3 separate regions of the Mus musculus genome follow, and regions 1 and 3 are each linked to region 2. A link is a loop called in an ENCODE intact Hi-C map of the cell type or tissue named here. Cell type or tissue: heart. All regions are shown on one strand. Region 1 overlaps Blm (Bloom syndrome, RecQ like helicase). Region 2 has its middle 28 kb from the start of Gm42398. Region 3 holds the start of Hddc3 (HD domain containing 3).

What was found. Peaks named below come from ENCODE experiments on the same cell type or tissue, not always from the same donor. Only the 100,000 strongest peaks of a DNase experiment are listed, where the experiment ranks them.
Region 1: a loop joins it to region 2, with 2.2 times the contacts of the local background. A loop is called at or near these places in 3 of 42 quality-filtered maps.
Region 3: a loop joins it to region 2, with 4 times the contacts of the local background. A loop is called at or near these places in 4 of 42 quality-filtered maps.

What each region holds. Positions count from the first base shown.
Region 1 is chr7:80,470,546-80,473,045 of GRCm38, forward strand. All of the region lies in intron 15 of Blm (Bloom syndrome, RecQ like helicase), which reads right to left. Among named protein-coding and RNA genes, the nearest start is that of Blm, 63 kb to the right of the region's middle. In heart, a CTCF peak has its summit at 1,407 (motif pointing left); no DNase peak of the experiment used is centred here.
Region 2 is chr7:80,583,135-80,585,634 of GRCm38, forward strand. No RefSeq gene overlaps it. Among named protein-coding and RNA genes, the nearest start is that of Gm42398, 28 kb to the left of the region's middle. In heart, a CTCF peak has its summit at 1,142 (motif pointing left); DNase peaks (open chromatin) are centred at 234 and 937; H3K27ac peaks cover 635 bases.
Region 3 is chr7:80,341,646-80,344,145 of GRCm38, forward strand. It overlaps Hddc3 (HD domain containing 3), which reads left to right and starts at 1,492. Exons shown (of 4, transcript NM_026812.2): 1 at 1,492-1,604; 2 at 1,894-1,949; 3 at 2,071-2,311. The coding sequence starts at 1,493. In heart, CTCF peaks have their summits at 1,444 and 1,651; DNase peaks (open chromatin) are centred at 255 and 1,446; H3K4me3 peaks cover 1,289 bases; H3K27ac peaks cover 1,124 bases.

The DNA of each region.
Region 1 (2,500 bases), 110 kb before region 2:
GGTTACATAGTGAGAACCCTGTCTCAAAACAGACAAACAAACAAACAGACAGGACTGGCCAGGCATGGTGGCACACACCTTTAATTCCAGCACTGAGGCAGCAGAGGCAGGTATATTTCTGAAAGTTTAAGGCCAGCCTGGTCTACACAGTGCGTTCTAGGCCAGCCAGGGCTTAATAATTGAGAGCTAGTCTCAAACAACTACCACAACCACCCAACAAAAGCCCCAAGGCCTGGGGATGTCGTTCAGTGGAACAAAGCTTGCCTAGCATGTACATGCAAGGCCCTGGTTTGATCCCTACCAACCCCCACATTTGCTTACACAAAACAGAAGCTAGGAGTGCACATAAGCTATTTGAGTCCGAAGTTTAAGATCAAGAAATGAGGCTGGTGAGGCGCTGAGCAGGGTAGGTGCTTTCTGCTATGCCCGATGACCTGGGCTTAATTCTTGGAACCTATACGGTAAAAGGCGAGAACCAACTCACGTAAGTTGTTCTCTGACCACGACACATGCACTGTGGCATGCACCTGTGCATGTACACACAGGAAATAAATTAAAATGCAATAAAAACCACTGGTGTATACTTTCCATTAATAGGCAATCATTATTATTAAAGAATCAAATTACTATTGTACTTCCATTTTCTGAGTATTATTTTTTCAAATGGTTGCTAGGTTATCGTGATTTGAATACTTAGACTTAATAACACAAATTTTTTTAAGAGTTATGAAAGACCATTATTTATTTATTTATTTTTGGTTTTTTGAAACAGGGTTTCTCTGTGTAGCCCTGGCTGTCCTGGAACTCACTTTGTAGACCAGGCTGTCCTGGAACTCAGAAGTTCGCCTGCCTCTGCCTCCCAAGTGCTGGGATTAAAGGCATGAGCCAACACTGCCTGGCGAAAGACCATATTTTTGACAAGCCTGTTTTGAGTTGAAAATATACATGGGTCATGCACTTAATGTCCCTGAAGATGCTGGGTAACATAGCAGGTGTAAACTGCTGGTCACTGACCCTGGCGATTGTACGGCTGACTGCAAGTTGAGGCTGCCAGCACCACACATCACAAGATAAAATCAAACTGTATTTCACTAGCTCATAAAAGTATAGGGGTGGAGAGATAGCTCAGTGGTTGAAAGCACTTGCTGTTCATGTAGAGGATATAGGTTTGGTTCTCAGGGCCCACATGGCAGACCATATTCAGCTATCAAGGAATCTGATGCCCTCTTCTAGTTTTCACAGGCACCAGGCACACATGTGGTTGACATGTACATTCGGGCATTTACATATACATATAAAATAAATTTTAGATGGGGTTGAAGAGATGGCTCAGCGGTTAAGACCACTAGCTGCTCTTCCAGAGGCTATGAGTTCAATTCCCAGCAACCACATGGTGGCTCACAACCATCTGTAATGGGATCTGACGCCCTCTTCTGGTGTGTCTGAAGTAAGCAACAGGGCACTCAAGTACATTAAATAAATAAATAAATAAATAAATAAATAAATGTTAAAAAAAAAAATTAGAGCCTTCCTCCCAAGCCTCCCCCTACCAAATTTAAAATTTAAAGTATGGCTTAATTGAACAAATTAAGCTATCATAAAGCTGAAATCAATCAAGGCACCATACATGGAAGGCTGCTTGTCCAGGTTCTGTTTAAGAATACAAACCAGCCATCCACATATGAACAACTCATTGCTTTGTGCTGAGTATCCTTGGTGCAGTAAAGATCACACTCAGGCTTTACAGTTAGATGAACTTGGAGATTAGGGACCTGCGCCTCACCACTTCTCCAGCTCATCCTCTCCTTGACAATAAGGTAAGCAATTGTCTCATCGTTTAGAACTGTGGTAAAGATAAAATGAGCTGACAGGTAGTAAAGCATTTAAGACAGCAAGAGGTGGCTTGGTGGTTCACTGCTGCAGTACCAGCACTTAAGACTGAGGCAGGGGATCACAAGTTCAAGGCCAACCTGGGCTATACCAAGTGAGACTGTATCTCAAAAGAAAACCAACTAAACAAACAAAAAGCCCAACAAACAACAATAAGAAACTAGCAACCTTGTTTTAAAAAACAAAAACAAAACAACCAACCCAACTGAAAAAACTGCCCTAACATGGGAAGTGAGGATGACCCACACTGCACCAATGATGCCAGTGCATCAGGCCGTTCCTCCCATAAATGGTCCTTCACGTTCCCTAGGGCAAGTTACAAAATCTCTTTGTAGCTCACTTTTTCACAGGAGTTACTGTGGCTAGTGCCATTTCCCATGATCAGTACCTGTGCCAGCATAAAGGAGACCAGAGTCTCAAAAACATAGGATTATAAAACATATTTAAGGGAGCACACACACCGGGCGTGGTGGCGCACGCCTTTAATCCCAGCACTCGGGAGGTAGAGGCAGGCGGATTTCTGAGTTCGAGGCCAGCCTGGTCTACAAAGTGAGTTCCAGGACAGCCAGGGCTATAAAGAGAAACCCTGTCTCGAAAAACCAAAAAAAAA
Region 2 (2,500 bases):
CTTTGAAAAAACGTATTAGCGACGTAAAAAGCATGTGACTCTTTGTGGCTTGGTAACTTTCCCCATCACATCTAGATTTCCTTTTGTTCTGTTAAACAGAATTTTTTTTTCTTAAAAGCACACTATTACTGGGGCGCATTCCCCTACCGCTGATCCTTTCTCTATCATCCACGGTGCACACCTCTCTACCAAAGCTGCCTGGGTACCAGCCAGCCCCAGTGATTTCTAGGAGTTCCAGGTTCCAACCACTTGAAAGCCTAGCCTCAGGGGTGTGGCTCGGCGCTGTTTTGCATCTGTGATCATGAATGTGCACATTTATAAAAACAAGGCTCTTTCTTTCTGGACAGTGGTAGAGATCAATTCAGGGTTTCACTTTCTTCCCCAGGCCAGTAAAGCCCTTTAAAACACCTTTTTTTTTTTTTTAAATTTTACATTAAAAAAAATGCATCCAGTGCCTACAGAGGCCAGAAAAGGGCATAGGCTCCCTGGAACTGGAGTCTTGAATGGTTGTGAGCTGCCGTGCAGGTGCTGGGAATTGAGTCTGGGTTCTCTGAAGAGCAGTCAGTGATCTTAACCACTGAGTTCCCTCTCCAGCACCTCTCTCTCTCTCTCTCTCTCTCCATATATATGTATGTATGTATACGTGTATATATATGTATGTATTTCTAAGACAGGGTATCATGTAGCCCAGGCTGGCTTCAGTCTTGTCATATAGCTGAGGCTGGCCGTGGACATCTGTCCCACCTCCCAAGCATTCGGCTTCCATGTGTATAGCAGCTTGCCCGGCTTCAGGATGTAGCTTGAAGCCTTGGGAATCCTGTGCCATGGCAAGGACAGAGACAGAAAGCAGGAGGTCGTGGAGTCAGTCTCCTTAGGGTCAGGGCCTTGCGTGCCCACTGGCAGATAGGTGACCCTGAGCCTCTCTGCAGTTCTTTTAGGTTGCTGGAAGGAACGTGGGTGTGCAGTGTCTGATCGTTGGTAGTGGTCACTAAGGATGCTGATGGCCTTCTGTCACTGTGGGCGTCAGTCCTTCCTGATGCCAATCTTCAGAGACCCAGGGGATCAAGTGGCTCTCTTTCTTTGGTTGTTTCCCCTGTCCTTAGAACCACTCGTACAGCCTCAGCTCCATCTAGTGTTCACATGGGGACACAGCCCCAAGATCTTACTGCAAATCTTACTTTCCAGAGCTGCACAGTGAAGCCCATTTAGAGTAACCCTCCAGTGCTAATATTTGGCATTTCAAATCAAGTGTTGTACAAGCCCAGTACTCTAAGCATCAGTACATATTGTCCTCAAAGGGACAGATTCATGTAACAAATAGTTGTAAAAAATGATGTTGACTGCCAGGTGTGGCATGGCTTCAGTTCCAGCGCTGGAGTCAGAGGCAAAGGAGGATCCCTGTGAACTCCAGGCCAGCCAGGGTCTTAAAAAAACTGACATCGGCTGATGGAATTCTTGGTGCCAGGAACAATTCTAAATTCTTGAATTGTGCAAGTTCACTTCCCACAACCCAGTATCATGACATGGAAGGTGTTTGTTTCATTTCAGAGGTGCAGAAAGATGAAGTAAAATCTGTCCCTCTGAGTGGACGTGATCCTTTAGGATGCCCGTGTCCCAGTGGCTAAGGACAGTGCTCACTGAACCCCATGGGCTATAAAAGGATGAATTGGTGTGGGGGGAGGGAGGTGGCGGTGAGGTCTAGGAGGTGAAGGGGGCATGGGGTGTGTTGTTTAACCAGTATCCACTGCAGAGATGTATGAAATTCTCAAAGAATGAGCAGAAAATATGGAAAAAAAGCACCACTCTGTTGAGTGTAGACGGGGCTGCTGGGTGAGCAGGGGTGAGGAGGGAGCCAGAGTGGGGGCTTCTGAGTGTCCCACTGGGGCTCAGGCTGGATTGAGTGTGGAGAGAATGGCTTACTCAGCAGCTGGAGCACTGGGGTGACAACTGTGACCACAGAAAGAGCTTAGCAGCAGGGAGGTAGTGACTGAGCTCCGACTCTATGCCAGGCACAGGGATTCGGCATAAGGGCAACAGCCACGCGCCCACCTGAACCCTTGAGAACTGTGGGCATGGAAGGCCAATACTGAGGGATGGTTTCTCACCCACAGATTTTTTCACTTTTAACAAGGTTTATTCTTCTTCTGTGCTTTGGTGTTTTGCCTACATGTGAGGGTGCCAGATTCTCAGGAACCAGAATTACAGATAGGTGTGAGCTGCTAGGTGGGTGCTGGGAGTTGAACCCAGGTCCTCTGAAAAAGCAATCGGTACTCATAACCACTGAGCCATCTGTGCAGTCCTCACGCACAGATTTGTAAGTAGAAGGTAGGTGGGGTGGCACGTGGATGAGACCGAGGGTGAGGGGTACACGCTTGGCGGAAGCAGATGATGAAGGACTATAGGGGAGTGTGTGGGCCTGAGGGAAAGGGTGTAGTCCAAGGGAGGGCTTCTGGGTTGGGGGAGGGTCAGCAGGATAGGAACTAACAAGGCAGGACCCGAG
Region 3 (2,500 bases), 240 kb before region 2:
GAAAGGAATGCCAGGAGAGAAAAAGTTGAGCCATTGTCAAAAAGGAAGAAAGAAAGAAAGAAAGGAAAGAAGAAAGAAAGAAATGAAATGAGCGTGTGAAGCCAACTGTGTTTCTATCTACCCATTCCTCAATTTCTAGGCTGCACGGACACCTTGGGGGATATGGATTATTCCATTTTAGACCCCAGAGACCTCTGTTCAGCCTGTGGGGCATCCCTCTGTAACTGCAGCGCCATGGCAACCACCAAGCCTGTCAGAGAGTCCAGTCATTAGGCTTTCCCCTGAGCCTTATCTCCCCAGCTGCCAGCCCAGACACAAAAGCTACCTGCCTGGTGGAATACACTTAGCAGCTGGCTGTCTCCACTTCTCAGAACCCTTTGGGGAGATGCCAAGGTCTTGCTTATCCCTCATACTTCAGAGCTGCCAACGCCAAGACGGGATTTCTCCAGAAGATCCAAAGCTCGATGGCCGGTAAAGAGAGAAGGATTGTTCCAGTGCCTACCCAAGCTAGGCAACACTATGCTCCTGAAACCGCGGGGACAAGACTCACTACCTCAAGGGCCCAGAGCAGAGGTCTGGGGACTGAAGCAGGCTCCCTCATGATTCAAGAGATGAATGCAAACGGTTTCTGTAGAAACAGTGTTGTGTCCCAGGAGCCCACATCTGAAGCAATTAAGCAAGATCCAACTCTCCAGGTCAAATCCTAGCATCTCTAGGGCCAAGATGTTAGGTTCAGATGCCCAAGATAACAGAGACTGACCCTGTGAGGAGAGCGATGTTTGGAGCACGTTGAAAACGGTCTGGGTGTTGTGCCAGGCTGTAGATGGCCTTTTTCTCGTGGAAGACGCTGTCTCTGCCTCCCAGGCTAGATAAAATGGGCTTTCCCCCCACGATCCCACGGCCACCCGTGCCTTCCAGCTCTGTACCCAGCACTCTGTGAAACTATCACTTTTGGTTTTGTCTCCCTTTTCTGCAAAGACTGTTAGTTCTACTACGTCCTGGGGCATGGTGGGGAGAACGCTGCACCAGCCGCTGTGATTGTTGAAAACTTCTATATCCAGGATCTCGGTCTTTAAAGAACCTCCGTTGAGAATGGGATGATGGTTCAGTGGGTAAAGTGCTTGCTGCACAAGAATAAGGACTTGCATTCTTTCAGATTATTGCAATAGCCAGGTAAAAAAGCTGGGGATGGCAACCTACGCCTGTTGTACTGTGGAGGCAGAGACAGGAGACTCCTTGAAACTCGTTCGGTAGCTAGTCTTGCTAAATACCTGGGCTACAGGTTCAAGGAGAGTCTTTGTCTCCAAAAACTAAGGTGGAGACTTATAGCCTCTATAATCCACACGCACGCGCACACACGTTGGGGGAGGGGGGATGAATGAATTACAGCTTGTTAGAAATAGTTCCGTTCTCCGAGCCTCCGAAGCGCCAGGCGGCGCTATAGGTGATTTGTTCGGACTCCGAAGCTTCAGTCCCTCGCGCCACCAGCGCAATGGGCTCGGAGGCAGCTCAGCTGCTGGAGGCTGCTGACTTCGCCGCTCACAAACACCGACAGCAGCGACGAAAAGATCCTGAAGGGACTCCCTACATTAATCACCCCATCGGTGGGCGCGCCAGTTGGGAAGCAGCCCTCGCGGCCCGTGGCGGGTGGGGACTAACTGGGACGGGAACACAAAGCGCATATAAATTACTGAGCGCCTTCTTCGAGTCCCAAGCGTTGTATCAACCACTTTTCATGCGTTATGCGTGTAAGCCTCACCTGGGGTAGAAGGCAGGAGTGCTCCCTTGGTACAGTCGATATCCCAAGAGGGTAAGGGACTTTCCAAGGTCATCCAGCTGGTGAGGTGCTACATCTGGCTCCTTCTAGACTGACTTCTGCTTTGCCCCTGCCAGGTGTAGCCCGGATCCTAACCCATGAGGCTGGAATCACTGATATTGTGGTGTTACAGGTAAGGCTACCCTTCTCTGCCAGGAGGCTGGTGCGGGAAACCAGAGTACTGTTGAACAATGGGTGCTATTTATTTGGCTAGTAGGTTAGTGTCACTGGGCTGAATGGTAACCTATCCCCAGGCCGCCCTGCTCCATGACACAGTAGAAGACACAGATACTACCCTGGATGAGGTAGAGCTGCACTTTGGAGCACAGGTTCGACGCTTGGTGGAGGAGGTAACAGATGACAAGACTCTGCCCAAACTGGAAAGAAAGCGGCAACAGGTGGAGCAGGCACCACACAGCAGCCCAGGGGCCAAACTGGTGAAGCTGGCAGACAAGCTATACAATCTGAGGGACCTGAATCGCTGCACCCCTACAGGTATGCTCTCCTACTGGCTCTGAGGAGAGAGGGGGAGGGGATGGCCAGCTTCTGAAAATACAGGTTGGTTAGATTCCCAGAAATAAGTCGGGGGGTAGAGTGGGGAGGGGTGGTCGTAACACCTCCGACTAAACCTCTGTCTTAGTCAGGGTTTCTATTCCTGCACAAACATCATGACCAAGAAGCAAG